Linked DNA regions of Homo sapiens: regions 1, 2, 4, 5 and 6 are each linked to region 3. A link is a contact called in ENCODE Hi-C or POLR2A ChIA-PET data. All regions are on one chromosome and are shown on one strand. Each heading gives the region's core, a stretch centred on a gene start or an enhancer-like site at or near the end of the contact. The rest is flanking DNA. Distances are from core to core; before and after follow the strand shown. Region 1 holds the start of RFX2 (regulatory factor X2). Region 2 holds the start of CLPP (caseinolytic mitochondrial matrix peptidase proteolytic subunit). Region 3 holds the start of DPP9 (dipeptidyl peptidase 9). Region 4 has its middle 5.7 kb from the start of ZNF77. Region 5 holds the start of DOHH (deoxyhypusine hydroxylase). Region 6 holds the start of DUS3L (dihydrouridine synthase 3 like).

Region 1 (2,700 bases), core at 6-2,505, 1.4 Mb before region 3:
CCTCACTAGAATAAAAGTTCTATGAGGATCTGTCTGTTTCTGTCCTACTCGTAGCTGAATCTACCAGCTTGAGAGGAGGGCTGGTGAGTTTGGCAAACATTTTCTGTAAAGGACCGTATAGTAAATATCTTAGGCTTCGCGTGGGACATGCCGTCTTTGCGCAACTACTCCACTCCGCCCCTGTAGTGTCAAAGCAGCCTTCCAAGCTGTTCAAGGAAATGGGCGTGGCTATGTTCCAATAAAGCTTTATTTACAAACCCAAGCAGGCAGAATTTGACCCGCAGGCCGCAGTTTGCCAATCTTTAAACTAGTTCAAAATACTGGGCCCAATACAATAAAAGAGAGTCTCCTATCAGGTTCACACCCCACAAAAGCTCCTTTTGATAGTTTCTTTTTTTTTCTTTCTTTCTTTTTTTTTTTTTTGAGACGGAGTCTCGCTCTGTCGCCCAGGCTGGAGTGCAGTGGTGCGATCTCGGCTCACTGCAAGCTCCGCCTCCCAGGTTCGCACCATTCTCCTGCCTCAGCCTCCCAAGTAGCTGGGACTACAGGCGCCTGCCACCACGCCCGGCTAATTTTTTGTATTTTTAGTAGAGACGGGGTTTCACCGTGTTAGTCAGGATGGTCTCGATCTCCTGACTCCGTGATCCACCCGCCTTAGCCTCCCAAAGTGCTGGGATTACAGGCGTGAGCCACCGCGCCCGGCCGATAGTTTCTTTTAACCATGTAAAAAATATATATATATTTAAATTTTCAGCTGGGGGTCCGTGAAAAACAGGCGGCGAGCGAGAGTTTGCTGACCCCTGATCAGACTGTTCCCACATGTCCCACACTCCTCCTGTGGGGTAAACGGAGTCCCTTGGGTCCCCTAAAACTGGACTTTCCCAAAACGCGCCACCAACCCACGGCGCCGCGCGCGCGACCGGTTCGCCAACCCTCTGAGCCGCGCGCGCCTCCCGCCAAGACCCGCCCCTCTTCGCGGCCATTGGCCGAGTCTCGCACTCTTTTTCAAGGGGGAACGCCTCCTCCTTCCGACAGACTCTGCAGACAGCCAATGGAACGCCGTAGGGTCTCGCGCCCCGCCCTCTTGGGGGCCCGTTGGAGGCGAGCGTGGGCGGGCCGTTAGGAAGGTGGGGCGCGGAGCCTGGTAACCGTTGCCGGTAACAACGCCCCGCCCCGTCGGGCGGGCGGGCTGCGCGAGGCTGGCTGGCGGCGGGAGCCGGAGGAGGAGCGGCCGCCGCCGCCACCGCCGCCGCCATAGAGACTGTAGCCGTGGAGACTGTTACTTACCAACGGGGACCAACACGCAGCAGCCGCTGCCGCCGCCGCGGGAGCCGCTGCCCGAACTCCCGGCCCGAACTCCAGGTGACCGATGCGACCGCCCCGGGCCCAGCCCGGCCGGGGAGTGTGGGGGGCGGCGGGGACCCCGTTCGGGGGCCGGGGGGCGGGCAGCACGTCCCCGCCGCTCACCCCAAACGTCCGGGTGGTGCGCCCGCGGGACCCGCCTCCGCCACCCCGTCCGCGCGCGCGGCGGAGTTTGGGGGGACCCTGGCGACGTCCCCACTTTCCTTATTGACTGAACGCGGGGGAGGTGCGGTGCCGTCGCCTCACTTTTTACAAAACTTCCTGAGGTTGGGGCGTCCGGGGACCCCTTTCTCACGCTTACCTTCAAACTCGCTGAGTTGGGGGCGCCCCGGGAACGTCTCTCAAACTCCTCAAACTCCCTGAATTGGGGGCGCTTGGGGACCCTCTTCTCACCTTAACCCCCTAGATCTCTGAGTTGGGGGCACCCAAGGACCCCTCTTTTACTCATACCCTCGAATTTTCTGAATTGGGGGCGCCAGGGGACCCTCTTCTCACGTTTACTCCCCAGATCTCTGAGTTGGGGGCACCCAGGGACCCTTCTTTTACTCAAACCCTCGAATTCTCTGAATTGGGGGCGCTTGGGGACCCTCTCCTCACTTTTACTCCCCAGATCTCTGAGATGGGGACACCCGGGGACCCCTCTTTTACTCATACCCTCAAACTCCCTGAATTGGGGCCACCTGGGGCCCTCTTCTTACTTTACTCCCCAAACCTCCGAAATTGGGGTGACCCCAGAGCCCTTCTGTCACTCTTAGTCGCAAACTTCTTGCATCGGGGGGACCTCGAAGACTCCCTTCTCATTTTTACCCCAAATTCCTAGATCTGACTTGTCCCGGGGACCCCCTTTTTAATGGACTCCCAGACATACTGAATTTGGGGGCACCCCTGGAACCTTTTTCTCATTCCTTAACTAAAAGCTGGTGCGTCTGCCCTGGGGAGAACCCCTCTTGCCCTTCTCACCTTTTCATCCCAAACTCCCCGAGCGAGCTTCCCCGGGAACTGTTTCTCACCTTTTTGCCCCAAATCCTCGCGTTCAGGTCGCCTCGGACACCCCCTCCCCTTCTCCCTGTGACCCCATATTCCTGAGTATAGGGGTTCGTGCGTCCGCCAGTCTTTCCACGTGCCCCCAAGATGCCCCTCCGCACGTCCGCAGCTCTCCTCTTAGGACTGATCTGGAAGGGAGAAAAGTTTCACCAACGCGAGTGAAACTTTTTTTTTTTTTCAATTTATTTATTTTGTTAAAGAACCTAAACTGCTCCAGGCATTTTCTCCGAGGTAGTGCGAGTGCGTGTGTGTGTTTGTGGATTTAAACTCCACCCCCTGCCCCCACCGCCCACC
Region 2 (2,700 bases), core at 45-2,544, 1.6 Mb before region 3:
TGAGCCACTGTGCCCGGCCTAAAATCTACCAATTTTTAAATGTCAGCCGGGTCAGGTTGGCAGAACAGTATGTGCAGGATCAAAGAGGCCACATCCTGACTTGTGAACCGAGGCTCAAAAGCCAGCAACAGGCACCTTTTGGTGGTTTAAAGCCACTTCTGGAACTCTGACGCTCTGCACCCTTTCCCAGAGAGAGAACATCCCTGACCCGGGATTCTGGTCCCCTGAGTCACCCGTGTGCCCTGACGAGTGCCCCTGGCACCCAGGAAAGACCCTGCTCACCAGGGCTGTTGATGTACATGTGGATGGGCTTCTTGTTGCTCTCGGATTGCAGGAAGAGGAGCTGTGCGATAACAAGGCTGGCAACGCTGTCATCGATCTGCAGGTGGAGAGGGCAGGGGTGTCCCCAGATTCGGGGTGGGGAGAGAGTTTTAAGGGAGGCTGGGGATGGGTCAGGGAACCAGGAAGGGGGACCAGAGCCCAAAGTAAAAGGGATGGGGAAGAATTTAGGCCCCAGAAGGGGATGGGGAGAGAGTAGTGGAGAGGACCCAGGGGGTTTGGAGCACAGGAAGGGGGGAGTCAGGGGGCTAGGGACACAGGAAAGGAAGGGGTGAGAATGGCTGGGGAGAGTCTTGAGCGTAGGAATGAGGGGAGCGGTGCCAGGTGTCAGGAAGGAAGTCGGAGATTAAGAGCCGAGGAGCAGAGAAGGGGTGAGGAGCGGGTTGGGGGACCGGGAGCCAGGAGGGGAGTCAGAAGGGGAGGGAAGGGGGTTAGAAGGGGAGCGGAGCCTGAGGGAAAGTCTGGGGCCAGGGAAGGAGGGGCGCAGGGAGTGTCGGCAGGCGCTTGGGAGAGTCCTGGGGAGGGTCCCGGCGCGGGGCGCTCACCGGGCCCATGACGCACACGATGCGCTCCCGCAGCAGCCGCGAGTAGATGTCATAGGCGCGCTCGCCGCGACCCTGGGGGTAGAAAGATGGAGGTGAGGGGCCGGGGCAGCCAGCCGATCCCCACCCAGCCCGGAGCCCCCGAACCGTGTCCCCGCCCGGCCGCCGTACCGTCTGCTCCACCACGATGGGAATGAGCGGGAGAGCCCGGGTCGCCGTCGCGTGCAGGCACCGCTGCAGGGCCAGGCCGTTCTGGAGTGTCCGCTGCGGCGGCCGCTGCGCTGGAAAGTGAGCGGCGAGGCGAGGCCCCAGCGCGGGGTACCTGCATGACGCCACCCGGGCCCCCCCTACCAATATTCCGGGCCACATCCCTCCGCACGCCCCGGTCGGCTTCCGTCCGATGGCGGAACTACAGCTTCCGGCGTGCTTTGCGCCTGGGAGCTCGCTCGCTAGGCCGCTCACTTCCAGGAGTCTGGGCGGGCGCCATTAAGGGTGAGGCGGGGATAGGGACGGAGCCTGAAAGGGAGGAGCCAATGAAGTAAATTGAGTGGGCAGGGCTGGAGAAGTTTTAGAGTCTCCAGTTCGAGTCCCCTTACCGACCAATTCGTCTTCTTTTTTTTTTTTTTTTGAGACGGAGTCTTGCTCTGTCACCCAGGCTGGAGTGCGGTGGCACGATGTTGGGTCACTGCAACCTCTGCCTTCTGGGTTCAAGCCATTCTCCTGGCTCAGCTGCCCCAGTAGCTGGGATTACAGATGCACACCACTGCACCCGGTTAATTTTGTTATTTTTAGTAGAGATGGGTTTCACCTTGGCCAGGCTGGTCTTGAACTCCTGACCTCGTGATCTTCCCACCTCGGCCTCCCAAAGTACTGGGATTACAGGCGTGAGCCACCGCGCCCGGCCTCGTCTTCGTTTTCTACTGTTTCTGCTTTATTTATTTTTATTTTTTTGAGACAGAATCTCACTCTGTGGCCCAGGCTGGAGTGCAGTGGCGCCATCCTAGCTCAATGTGGCCTCAAATTTCTGGGCCCAAGCAACCCTCCCTCCCACCTTGCTCTCCAGAGTAGCTGGGACTACAGTTGTGTGCTACCACATCTGGCAAATATATATATATATGTATTAGAGATGGGGTCTTACTATGTCGCCCAGGCTGGTCTCAAACTCCTGGCCTCAAGTGATCCTCCCACCTTTGCCTCCCAAAGTGCTGGGACTACAGGCATGAGCCACCACACCCCACTTATTCCTTATTTTAAAAATAGCTGCAGGGCCGGGCACAGTGGCTCACGCCTGTAATCTTAGCACTTTGGGAGGCTGAGGTGGGCGGATCACGAGGTCAGGAGATCGAAACCATCCTGGCTAACACGGTGAAACCGCGTCTCTACTAAAAATACAAAAAATTAGCCGGGCGAGGTGACGGGCACCTGTAGTCCCAGCTACTCAGGAGACTGAGGCAGGAAAATGGTGTGAACCTGGGAGGTGGAGCTTGCAGTGAGCTGAGATGGCGCCTCTGCACTCCAGCCTGGGCGACAGAGCCAGACACCGTCTCAAAAAAAAAAAAAAAAGCTGCAGTGTTCCCACAGCTCATCTTGGAAGAGGGGTCCCAGAGAGGACTTAGCCTGGGTCTTGGCCTTGAAGAGCTTCCAGCCTGGTGTGGCCGACTTCTACTGAGACCTCCTCATTCATTTTTTGGCCACCTGTGGAGTAGATTGTGGGAGCCCAGAGAAGGGTGTTGTGGATTCTTCCTGGAGATCAGACCGGAAAGCATTCCTAGGAGAAGCAGGTATTGGAATTGGGCTTTGCAGGATAAGTAGGAGTTTG
Region 3 (2,700 bases), core at 102-2,601:
GCAGGGAGGGATGATCGTACCACTGCACTCGAGCCTAGGCGACAGAACGAGACTCTCTCTAAAAAATACAAAAAACAAAACACACAAAAAAGTAGTTTGATCTAAAGCAAAATGGTGAATATCTGCAGAAACTAATGTGATATCAAGTATAGATTGATATCTATGAGATGAAAAGCTTCATTTGACCCCGGATGGGTTTGTGGGCCGTTTGACGTGCATTGTTTTAATGGAAGGTGGATTTATGATAAAGTGATAAACATGTGTGTGGGTGGGTGGGTGTGTTGGAAAGGGTGTTTATTGGATTTCTTTTTGTCTTCCTTATTTTCCTTCTTTCGGTCTCTACTGTATCAAATACAATAACAGATATTCAGGAAGAGCGGATATTGCTTTAGCTGACTGTAGCCAGTGTTTCTTTGGTGGGACAACGCAACTATCACTGCAACATTATCTCTATAGGAGAATTTAAAGAACCCTGACGCCTACCGGTTTCCGTAGTGTAGCGGTTATCACATTCGCCTCACACGCGAAAGGTCCCCGGTTCGATCCCGGGCGGAAACAGGTCAGCTGTTTTTCCTAACCGGAGAGTAATACTATTTGAAATTCACCGAAAGAACGATTCTAGTCCCATTCTTTCTCTTCCGCCTTCCTCCTGCCTTTTAGACATTTTTATGGGATTTAAAAAAATTTTCCGTGATTGATGGCTCACGCCTGTAATCCCAGCACTTTGAAAGGCCGAAGAGGGCGGATCACCTGAAGTCAGAGTTCGAGACCAGCCTGGCCAAAATGGTGAACCGCCCCCCCCCCCCCACCCCGCCCCACCCCGCCCCACCCCACCCCATCTCTACTAAAAATACAAAAATTAGATGGGCGTGGTGGCGTGCGCTTGTAATCACAGCTACTTGGGAGGCTGAGGCAGGAGAATCGTTTGAACCTGGGAGGTGGTGGTTGCAGTGAGCGGAGATCACGCCACTGCACTCCAGCCTGGGGGACCGAGCGAGACTCCGTCTCAAAACTAAAATGAAAATTTCAAACTCGCAAAAGTGGTACCGCATGCGTTGGCCGGGAATCGAACCCGGGTCAACTGCTTGGAAGGCAGCTATGCTAACCACTATACCACCAACGCCCTGATAGGTAGCATCCTCTCCGGATATCCTTAATAGTGGGGGATCATGGGTTTGACTGAGTGATACCAAGTCACAGGGGGGTGTCTCTCCCTAACCCACCGGAAGATGTCGTTCATGGGGCGTTACGCACCTTAGGCCGCCGCGCCGCGGGCTCCCCCCCAAGCGCCGCGGACGCCTTGGTACGTGCCTGGTGGTGTCCAATCCCAGGCCGCCGCCTGGGTCGCTCAACTTCCGGGTCAAAGGTGCCTGAGCCGGCGGGTCCCCTGTGTCCGCCGCGGCTGTCGTCCCCCGCTCCCGCCACTTCCGGGGTCGCAGTCCCGGGCATGGAGCCGCGACCGTGAGGCGCCGCTGGACCCGGGACGACCTGCCCAGTCCGGCCGCCGCCCCACGTCCCGGTGAGCAGCGCCCGCGCGCCTCGTCCCGCCCCGGCCGCGACCCTGAACCCGCCATTGACCGGCCCCGCCTCGGCCCTGACCCTGCCCTCGCCATCGCCTGGCCTCCCCGCACCCCGGAGCCTCCATGCACCCGTCTGTGGGTCCCTCCGGCCCCCTGCCTCGTTTCCTCTCCGCCCCAGGCCCTCCTCCACCTTCTTTCCCTCCCCGATTCCTGCGCTGGCCAGGCCACCTCCCAGTTTCTCCCCTTCCCTGATGGGCTTCCCCACCCATCCCGTTGCTGCCCAGGCCACCAGGCTCTGACCCCTTCCGGAGGTGGCCGCACCCAAGAACGTCCTCGTAGCTGCAGACCTTGACACCCTCTCCCCTTTCGTGCAGGCTCTGGAGGTCCCGATCTCCTCCCTCTCCCCATGCAAATGCTGTATATGCACAGAGGCCACCTCCCTCGACCTGCATCCTGTCCTCACTCCTTTACCACTTCCTCCAACCTTCGCCCCGAGGCTTGGTCTCCCCAATCCAGTCCTGATCCTCAACCCTACTTGATCCCTCTATTAAGGGTATCCAGAGACTCTTTTTCCTGCCGAGGCGTTGGTGGTGTAGTGGTTAGCATAGCTGTCTTCCAAGGGTCCAGCCCACAGGGTTCAGCCCCCTTCTCTCAGCCTCCCTTCTCAGGCCTGTCCAACCGCCTACCTTCTTCCCACACAGCCTTAGGCCAGCCCTGACACTTCCCTGTTCACGCTGCCTCTGAGCCATCAAAAGTGGTCTATTCCCTTGGCCCCCACCCCCTGGTCTTCCCCAGGGGCCCCAGGAGGAAGTCACTTGCCTCCCAGGCAAGAACCAACCTGCTTTCGAGGAGCTGGGACTAAAGCCCAGGGGGTGTGGACCGTAGGCACCAATCCCTGCATTCCTCTGCTGGGTCCCAGGGGAATCGGGGCCCGTGGGATGGCTTCTCTCCCAGATTCTGTCCAGGGCATGCAGACAGTGCTGCAGGGCTTCAAGGCAGAGCTAGAATCTAGCCAGGTAGAATCGGGCCTGACAGTCTGCAGCTCCTGAGTGGGGGAGGCTGAACGGCTGGCCGGTGCTTCCATTAACCTGCCACATTCATGACATGTTTATCCTATAAAGGTCTGTGTCCCACGCCTGCAGCTGGAATGGAGGCTCTCTGGACCCTTTAGAAGGTCAGT
Region 4 (2,830 bases), core at 118-2,617, 1.8 Mb after region 3:
TAATAGCTTCTTGGGCTTTTTGGTGTTGATTGGCTGGAGATTGGGGAAGCTGATGAAGCCGATTCAGGAATAAGGGACTTTTGTTCTCTTTCGCTGGCAGTACCGGATATGAGGAATTTGTAACCCATCTGGCGGTCTGCTGGTATCCTTCAGGACTGCTTACCTTGTAAAAGAGATAGGTGCTCAGGCATGGGAATGCAAGGGATGCGGAGCCCGCTGGGTGTCACACAAGGGGACAAGTCAGGATGGCCTCCTAATCTTAGTTATGATGCCTCACAATGGAAGGCAAAGACCCCTGCATTTTTCCTGTGTCTAAACTCTAAAGCTAAGTTCTCCAACTCAGGGCCTGCAGGCCGGATGAAGCCCAGGATGGCTTTGAATGCACCCAACACAAATTCGTAAACTTTCTTAAAACATTATGAGATTATTGGCTGGGAGTGGTGGCTTACGCCTGTAATCCCAGCACTTGGGAGGCCGAGGCAGTCGGATCACGAGGTCAGGAGATCGAGACCATCCTGGCTAACACGGTGAAACCCCGTCTCTACTAAAAATACAAAAAATTAGCCGGGCTTGGTGGCGGGCGCCTGTAATCCCAGCTACTCGGGAGGCTGAGGCAGGAGAATGGCTTGAACCCGGGAGGCGGAGCTTGCAGTGAGCCGAGATCGCGCCACTGCACTCCAGCCTGGGCGACAGAGCGAGACTCCGTCTCAAAAAAAAAAAAAAAAAAAGAAAAAAAAAACATTATGAGATTATTTTGCAATTTTTGTCTTGTTTTAGCTCATCAGCTATAGTTAGTGTTCCTGTATTTTATGTGTGGCCCAAGACAATTATTCCAATGTGTCCCAGTGAAGCCAAAAGATTGGACACCTATGTCTAAAGCAACTAAAACAAAATATCCGCGAATTTGAAAATGTGAGCTACGTGGCCATCTAGTGGCCAGAAGGGAACATCACAACGCACTCATTAATAAGAAAAGCCACATGTAAATGCATAAAAATGACCTTATTTCTGGAAGAAATAACAGACATTCAAGGAAGAAAAATCCCAACAATGGGAATATCTTTGTGCAGGAGTATGTTATCACGAGGAATGTGTTGGCTGGAGGAAATGAGCATTTATTACTTATTTTAGCGTTTATTGTTTATCAGGGTAATTGGGCGTTGGAGGATTGCGCGAAAGACCACGCCCCCAACCTCGTCCCGGGACCTCGGTCTTGTTTTAGCCACGCCCCGGGGAGGATCCAGTACAAGCCACGCCCACAGCGCGATTCTGTCCCGAGACTTGCCCTCGAGGGGCGGATCTGCCAACAATGCCAATTATCTCCCAGACGGCGGAAACTAGCTTTTCCTGCTCAGCGATTGGACGACGTAGGTCGTCCCGCCTATCTTTGAGGCTCCACCAATCCCAAGCTCATTACTAGCCCACTTTTCAGCTCCCAGCCGCCCCGGAACCGGAAACGGAAGCATCCGTCTGTGACCCGCGGCGGCCGTCTCCCTCAGTGGCCGCAGCGCCTCCCGTGAGAGCGGTTTCTCCTCCTTGTACTGCTGGACCTGGCCCCGTATCTTCGTGGCAGAGGCCAAGCAAGGGGACTCCGATGCCGGGGCGTAGGGGGGTTTGGGTCAAAGGATGGGGGCAGAGTTCAAAGTGCAGGGGGCGGGCTCGTTTAATGGCGAAGTCCTGGCACCGCGCCCCAGGGAGGAGGCTCCGGAGGCCAGTGGAACCCCGCTAGACTTCAGGGGTCTTGGTTGGGGACGCGGGGCGTTTTGACCCCCTAGGCCTGAGGATCCTAGGCCTGAGTAACCCATCGGATTTGGAGGGAAGGGTGGGGTTTAGGTGAAATGTAAATACTGCGTGGTTTCCATTTGGCAAAGAGCAAGCTTGTAAAGGGGTCACCCTCGGGTCTGGGCTGCGAAGTGCAGCCGGGACCTGTTTCCTTGGGAACCACAAGATAAGACCGCTGTAGATTGTTATGTCCGGAAACCGCTTATCAGAGCCCTGCACCTGGGTTGGAAATGGAGACGGATTCTCTGTGTCCAAGAAAATCAGACCCTCCGGCCGGAAAAGGGAAGTTTATTCTTACTGATAAAATGTCAATCACTGTGTATGATTGTAATGGGCAAGGAAGGCATTTAGCGAGCTAGAAGACATTGATGGCTCAGAAAAAGGTGTCCTTGGCAAAAATACTGTTTTCTGTTAATTTTCCAACTGATACCATCTGGGTCTGTCCTCCCAGCCTGATGAATGTGTAGGCAGATACTTTCTCAGTCGGAGTTGATTTTTATTATCTTGATTGCTGCATCCTGTGCACAGAGGTTTTCTGCTCAGCTGGGCTTCATCCTGGGGTCCCAGTCCTGGCCCCAAGCCTTAATCAGCTCTCGGGTGATATTAGGCAAGTTGCCAAGCCCCTAAGTGCCTCAGTTTCCAGGTCTGTAAAATACATAACATTACCTGCATTTGTCAAATAGTGCTGTGTGTGGATTATTATTGGCAGCTCATCATCACCATTATCACCCTCCTGTAAACGTCTTGGACCCCTTAAGTGAAGACAGCAGGGTTACGGCGGATAAAATGATGGACTTCAGAGAAAAGACTCTAAGACCAAATAGAGTCTAAAGCAGTGATTATCAAAGAGGGGAGGAGAAATTTTACGCCCAGGGGACACTGGACAATGTCTGCAGACTTGGTTGTCACAACCGGGGATGGGGTTGGGGCGACTGGCATCCAGTGGATGAGGAGGTCTAGGGTGCTGCTCAACACCCTGCAATGAATAGCACGCCAGTCTTTTGGATTTGAGCCCACCTTAATCTCATTTTAATCGAATTGCCTCTTT
Region 5 (2,791 bases), core at 109-2,608, 1.2 Mb after region 3:
CCACCTGAGTAGCTGGGCCTACAGGCATGAGCCACCAGGCACAGTTGATTTTTTTTTTTTTTTTTTGGAAATGGAGTCTTGCTCTGTTGCCCAGGCTGGAGTGCAGTGACAGGATCTCAACTCACTGTAACCTGTGTCTCCCAGGCTCAAGCGATTCTCCTGCCTCAGCCACCCAAGTAGCTGGGATTACAGGCTGAGCCACTGCGCCCAGCCAAATTAAAAAAAATTTTTTTTCTGTTGAGACGGGGGCTTACCACATTGCCCAGGCTGGTCTTGGAATCTTGGGCTCAATCGATCATCCTCTCACCCCACAGCCTCCCAAAGTGCCAGGATTACAGGTATGAGCCACCACTCCTGGCAGTCACCCACATTTTAAAAATAAGAGATTGCAAGCAGGGCACAGTAGCTCACGCCTGTAATCCCAGCACTTTGGGAGGCCAAGGCAGGTGGATCACCTGAGGTCAGGAGTTTGAGACCAGCCTGGCCAACATAGTGAAACCCTGTCTCTACTAAAAATACAAAAAGTTAGCTGGTGTGGTGTTGCATGCCTGTAATCCCAGCTACTCGGGAAGCTGAAGCCTTTTTGTATTTTTAGTAGAGATGGGGGTTTCACCATGTTGGCCAGGCTGGTCTCGAACTCCTGACCTCAAGTGATAACACCCACCTCGGCCTCCCAAAGTGTTGGGATTACCGGTGTGAGCCACCGTACCCGGCCTCTTTCAGGTCTTTCTTCAGATGTCACCACCTCAGATTCTGGCCACCCTTCCTGAAACTGCACACCCTATACATACACCGCCCTTGGCTACCGAATTTTTTCTCGTTAGCCTTTTTCACCATCTAATAGGTATTGCATTTACTTATCGTGTTATTTTCTGTCTCTATAACAACACTGGGAGGCGTACGAGGGTAAGGGCTGAAGGCTCTCTTGTCCTCAAGGCCATGTACTATTTATTACATACATGAATGAATGAACGACTGCATTTCTTCCTTTTTTTATTCCTCACCTACTTAAGGTTCGAGCTCCCTGAGCCCATTGGCCAACACCTCTGGAGTCTGACCACGCCTAGAAACACTGCGCATGCTCCGTTGCTAGCCAGCCCAGGCAGGGCGCTGAATCGGCACAAACCAGTCTCACTTCTTGTACCGCAGTGGGGAGGTTGGAGAGAATTTTTTCCCATGAAAGGGCATACGTTGCCCGTCCCCTTCCCCGAAGAACGCACTAGGAATACTGTTCCTGCGTTTGCATGAGCTGTGGCACCAGCACCGACTCAGCCTTCCGGGCCTCCCTCATGCACGGAGCCTCTCACTAGGTCTCACCCGCGGCTGCGTTGGTGCCGTCCGGCACGGTCACGTGGGCGAGAAAATGGCGGCCCCCAGACCGCACTGCGGGCGTCGCGGCAGGTGAAGCGGTGGTGGCAGAGGCGCCTGCGGTTACTGGCCGGGCCGACGGGTCCTGAGTCTCCAGAGCTCGGTGAGGCGTCCCGGAGGCGGCGATCACGGTGTGGGGCCCGGGTCTGGCGGGCGGTGGCACCGGGAGCGCCTCGTTAGGGAATCCGGTCTCAGGGATTCGTTGACTGTGGATGGGGCGGGTTAAGGGGTCTCGAGTCCCGGCGATCTCTTTCCTCTGGGATTTTTTACATGAAAGAGTGCCCACCTCACGTCCTGAAGCTCCTATGTCGTACGGTTGGGTCTCAATGGTCCCCAGTGCCCTGCCAGCTCGCACAGGCCTGCCCTCTGGTTTCTGATGACCCCTCTTTAAAGGTGTCACTCTCCTTTGATGGTCACCTGTGCTTAGGTGGCTACACTGCCCTCGTCAAGCCCAGGCAGCCTTGCTGACGCCACTGTTCACCAGAGAGGGCTGCCAGCATGCCATAGCCAGCCTGTCTTGAGATGAAGCATCCGCCAGGTTCTCAGCCGATCTGGAAAGAGAGGGGTCCCTTCTCCCCTTGGCTGTGTTCTTTTATCCTAAGTCATTCAACAAAGCGTTGGTGGTTTAGAGCCCGACTCTGGAGCCAGACTTCCTGGATTCCTAACTCTTCACGCTGCTCCCAAGCAAGTTCCCAAGCACAGTCCCAAACTGTGCCTCAGTTTCCTCACCTGTAAAATGGGGACAATCTTAGTAACTACCTCACAGGGTAGTGATGTAGATCGAATGAATTAATGAATGTAAAGAGCATGGAGTGCCTGGCGCGTAGCAAATGCTACATAAGTGTCAGCTGCTATTGTCACGGTTGTCGTTTTTATTTTATTTATTTATTTTGAGACAGGGTCTTGCTTTGTAGCTCAGTCTGGAATGCAATGGCACGATCTCGGCTCACTGCAACCTCCGCCTCTCGAGTTCAGGCGATTCTCCTACCTCAGCCTCCCGAGTAGCTGGGATTACAGGCGCCCACCACCACGCCCAGCTAATTTTTGTATTTTTAGTAGAGATGGGGTTTCACCATGTTGGTCAGCTGGTCTCGAACTCCTGAACTCAGATGGTCTGTCCACCTCGGCCTCCCAAAGCGCTGGGATTACAGGCGTGAGCCACCGCGCCCAGCCGGTTATTGTTTTTATTGAGGCCCTACTGCGTGCAGGTCATTGCACTAAGTGCTGGGAATACAACAGTGACCAAGATAGACTCAGTCCCAGCCTTCAGAGTTCTATTCTAATGAGGGATAAGACCAATCACAAGCAACTAAACCAATACTTTCCAATATGATATCTAGGAGTCTTAGGCGCCGTGGAGAAAAATAAAGCTGAATAAGTGAAAAGAGATGGAAGAGTAACATTGTCCATTGTGATCAGGGAA
Region 6 (2,720 bases), core at 15-2,514, 1.1 Mb before region 3:
CTCCGTTTTGTTTACTACCACGCCCCCAGCATCTAGCACAGCATCTGGCATACAGATGCTCAACTAATTATTTGTTGAAACTAATGTCCTGCATAAAAGTAGTGTAATTTACTTTTTTTTTTTTTTTTTGAGATGGAGTCTTGCTCTGTCGCCCAGGCTGGAGTGAAACGGCCGATCTCGGCTCACCGTAACCTCCGCCTCCCAGGTTCAAGCGATTCTCCTGCGTCAGCCTCCTGAGTAGCTGGGATTACAGGCGCCCATCACCATGCCTGGCTAATTTTTGTATTTTTAGTAGAGACGGGGTTTCGCCATGTTGGCCAGGCTGGTCTCGAACTCCTGACGTGCCCACCTCGGCCTCCCAAAGTGCTGGGATTACAGGCGTGAGCCACCACACCCGGCCTTATTTATTTATTTATTTAGAGACAGTCTCGCTCTGTCCCTCAGGCTGGAGTGCAATGGCGTGATCTCAGCTCACTGCAACCTCCACCTCCCGGGTTCAAGCGATTCTCCTGCCTCAGCCTCCCAAGTAGCTGGGATTACAGGTATGTGCCACAACGCCCAGCTAATTTTTTATATTTTTAGTGGAGACGGGGTTTCACCATGTTGGCCAGGCTGGTCTCAAACTGCTGACCTCAAGTGATCCGCCCGCTTCGGCTTCCCAAAGTGCTGGGATTACAGGCGTGAGCCACCGCTCCCGACCCCTAATTTACATTTTTAAAAACCCTAGCAGGGGCCGGGAACCATGGCTCACGCCTGTAATCCCAATGCTTGGGAGGCCAAAGTGGGAGAATCGCTTGAGCCCAAGAGTTCAAGATCAGCCTGGGCAACCTGGCAAGACCTCGTCTCTACAAAAAATTTAAAAATTATCCAGGCCTATTGGTGCATGTCTGTAGACGCAGCTACTTGGGAGGCTGAGGTGGGAGGATAGCTTGAGCCCAGGACGAGGCTGCGGTGAGTCGTGATCGTACCGCTGCACTCCAGCCTGGGCGACAGAACGAAACCGTTTCAACAGAACAACAAAGACAAAAACCTCCAAAACACCCTAACAGTTAAATTTCCTCAGTCCAGAAGCTGATTGCAGTCCAGTTCGCAATTGGCCAGGCTCTAGTTTATATAGGACCTGAGGCTCCACCCATGTGCAGGCACCGCCCCCGTGGCGTCACGAGCGAGCAATGGCGTCATTGGAACGACATGAGCATGCGCACTTCCCCAGCACAATCAGGGAAGACACGCGTGACCCGGAAGGTCTTCCCGCCACACTCCAGAGCGGATGTGAGGGGCGCCGATGGCGGAGGGAACGGCGGAGGCTCCTCTAGAGAATGGTGGTGGTGGCGACTCGGGAGCCGGAGCTTTGGAACGAGGAGTGGCGCCCATTAAGCGTCAGTGAGTCGCCGGGGCAGGAGGGAAGCTGAAGGGCCTTTTCCGGCACCCATAGCGCGGTCCGAGCTGTGCATGCCGGGAGATTAGGCAGCGGCTGAGGGCGAGAAGCCACCGGCTCTTCATTCCGGGCCGTTCTTCCGCCTGCAGGGTGGTCAGCGGAGGTACCTGAGATCGTGCACGTTGGGGCCTGTCACATGCGCGAAGGACACCACGTGCATGCTAGGGCAGGTGGGATTTGAGGCCAGGCCCGCGCTGCATACTGGGGATTGTAGTCCCTGCATATGGACGTACGGCGCATGTGCTCTGCCAGCGGCCGTTACTGGCGGGTCTTGGGGTTGAAGCGAGTGCCGCGGGGCGTGCTGGGGCCTGCGGTGTTTGAAGGGCCGAAAGGCGTGCTGGGAAATGTGGTGGCTTAGACTCCGCTTCAAGGCATGCTGGGAATTGTAGTTTTTCGCAGCCTAACGTGCGCAGGGACGTTCTTGACTGAACCTGATAATAGTTTCGCGCAACACTTTGGACAGTGAGGACCCAGGGACAAAATAGGTCTTTTTTGAGGCCGTGAGGGGCTCCCAGGCTGGGAGCTGGCTGGTTCTTAAGTAGTGAGCTCCCCATCAGCAGAAGGATTTAAGGACGTGCAAGTGTTTCTAGCCTCCTTTCCCCAGTGTTTATTGACTATGTTCGGAGGGTTTTCCTTTCCCTTTCTGTCGGCAGATACCTCACCACCAAGGAGCAGTTTCACCAATTCCTGGAAGCCAAAGGGCAGGAGAAGACTTGCCGGGAAACCGAGGTAGGAGACCCTGCTGGCAATGAGCTGGCTGAGCCTGAGGCTAAGCGGATCCGACTGGAGGATGGACAGACGGCGGACGGGCAGACGGAGGAGGCAGCAGAGCCCGGGGAGCAGCTACAGACTCAGAAGAGGGCCCGGGGACAAAACAAGGGCCGGCCCCATGTGAAGCCCACGAACTACGACAAGAACAGGCTGTGTCCCTCCCTAATCCAGGCAAGTGCGGCCACGTGAGCATTCCTGCCGGGGCAGGCAGGAGCAGGGTGTGTTTCCTGGCAGCGGGTAATTGTTAGAAAGCTCCTGGGCCTTCAGCAACGAGCAGTGAGCTTGCTCTGATGCCATTCCGTCTTCATTCTCCTCGGGATACATTGTAGGGCTTGTCATTGTTCTCATTGTATAAATGGAGATGCAGAGGCACGGTGAGGTGCCTGACTTGCTCAGGGACACAAGAGCCAGGAGGGGTGATCTAGAGTTTGAACCCTGGCTGCTGGGCTGCCCCGGGGTCTCCCTGTCCTCCCTCACTGCTTCCCTGTTTCCTCGCAGGAGTCGGCTGCTA

Evidence for each region. Hi-C counts contacts between places; a loop is a spot of excess contacts on that map. ChIA-PET counts read pairs that join two places held with the same protein, here RNA polymerase II (POLR2A). Pooled maps may share reads with other maps.
Region 1: a loop to region 3 is called in a pooled map, with 11 times the contacts of the local background. The contact joins the promoter of RFX2 here to the promoter of DPP9 in region 3. A Hi-C loop is called at or near these places in 7 of 50 pooled maps. POLR2A ChIA-PET finds 5 or more read pairs at or near these places in 2 of 52 experiments (T-cell and naive thymus-derived CD8-positive, alpha-beta T cell).
Region 2: a loop to region 3 is called in a pooled map, with 13 times the contacts of the local background. The contact joins the promoter of CLPP here to the promoter of DPP9 in region 3. A Hi-C loop is called at or near these places in 1 of 168 maps with a recorded cell type or tissue (B cell), 1 of 37 single-sample maps with no recorded cell type and 8 of 50 pooled maps.
Region 4: a pooled map shows a loop between it and region 3 (12-fold over the local background). The contact joins the enhancer-like site here to the promoter of DPP9 in region 3. A Hi-C loop is called at or near these places in 3 of 50 pooled maps.
Region 5: a loop to region 3 is called in a map with no recorded cell type, with 13 times the contacts of the local background. The contact joins the promoter of DOHH here to the promoter of DPP9 in region 3. A Hi-C loop is called at or near these places in 1 of 37 single-sample maps with no recorded cell type and 8 of 50 pooled maps. POLR2A ChIA-PET finds 5 or more read pairs at or near these places in 1 of 52 experiments (A549).
Region 6: a map of CD8-positive, alpha-beta T cell shows a loop between it and region 3 (9-fold over the local background). The contact joins the promoter of DUS3L here to the promoter of DPP9 in region 3. A Hi-C loop is called at or near these places in 1 of 168 maps with a recorded cell type or tissue (CD8-positive, alpha-beta T cell), 2 of 37 single-sample maps with no recorded cell type and 13 of 50 pooled maps.

What each region holds. Positions count from the first base shown.
Region 1 is chr19:6,109,055-6,111,754 of GRCh38, reverse strand. It overlaps RFX2 (regulatory factor X2), which reads left to right and starts at 1,255. Exons shown (of 18, transcript NM_000635.4): 1 at 1,255-1,362. RefSeq lists a silencer at 934-1,393 and an enhancer at 2,241-2,700.
Region 2 is chr19:6,360,125-6,362,824 of GRCh38, reverse strand. CLPP (caseinolytic mitochondrial matrix peptidase proteolytic subunit) reads right to left here and starts at 1,294. Exons shown (of 6, transcript NM_006012.4): 1 at 1,053-1,294; 2 at 885-956; 3 at 283-379. The coding sequence starts at 1,250. It also overlaps a transcript of ACER1 not described here. RefSeq lists an enhancer at 1-619 and a silencer at 818-1,047.
Region 3 is chr19:4,722,493-4,725,192 of GRCh38, reverse strand. It overlaps DPP9 (dipeptidyl peptidase 9), which reads left to right and starts at 1,351. Exons shown (of 22, transcript NM_139159.5): 1 at 1,351-1,519; 2 at 2,642-2,694. TRG-TCC1-1 (tRNA-Gly (anticodon TCC) 1-1) reads right to left here and starts at 1,123; the gene lies at 1,052-1,123. TRV-CAC3-1 (tRNA-Val (anticodon CAC) 3-1) reads left to right here and starts at 486; the gene lies at 486-558. It overlaps LOC105372250 (a long non-coding RNA gene), which reads right to left and starts at 2,313. Exons shown (of 3, transcript XR_936274.2): 1 at 2,207-2,313; 2 at 484-573; 3 at 1-58. RefSeq lists silencers at 431-630, 1,081-1,170, 1,401-1,550.
Region 4 is chr19:2,949,293-2,952,122 of GRCh38, reverse strand. No RefSeq gene overlaps it. Among named protein-coding and RNA genes, the nearest start is that of ZNF77, 5.7 kb to the right of the region's middle. RefSeq lists an enhancer at 1,479-1,548. Within about 2 kb of position 1,367, at least 32 of the 41 ENCODE cell types and tissues checked have a DNase peak (open chromatin) inside an H3K27ac peak, as active enhancers do.
Region 5 is chr19:3,499,241-3,502,031 of GRCh38, reverse strand. It overlaps DOHH (deoxyhypusine hydroxylase), which reads left to right and starts at 1,358. Exons shown (of 5, transcript NM_001145165.2): 1 at 1,358-1,471. LOC105372245 (a long non-coding RNA gene) reads right to left here. Exons shown (of 4, transcript XR_936262.3): 4 at 981-2,097. RefSeq lists an enhancer at 1,247-1,356.
Region 6 is chr19:5,789,707-5,792,426 of GRCh38, reverse strand. DUS3L (dihydrouridine synthase 3 like) reads left to right here and starts at 1,264. Exons shown (of 13, transcript NM_020175.3): 1 at 1,264-1,383; 2 at 2,092-2,380; 3 at 2,708-2,720. The coding sequence starts at 1,286. RefSeq lists an enhancer at 1,082-1,541.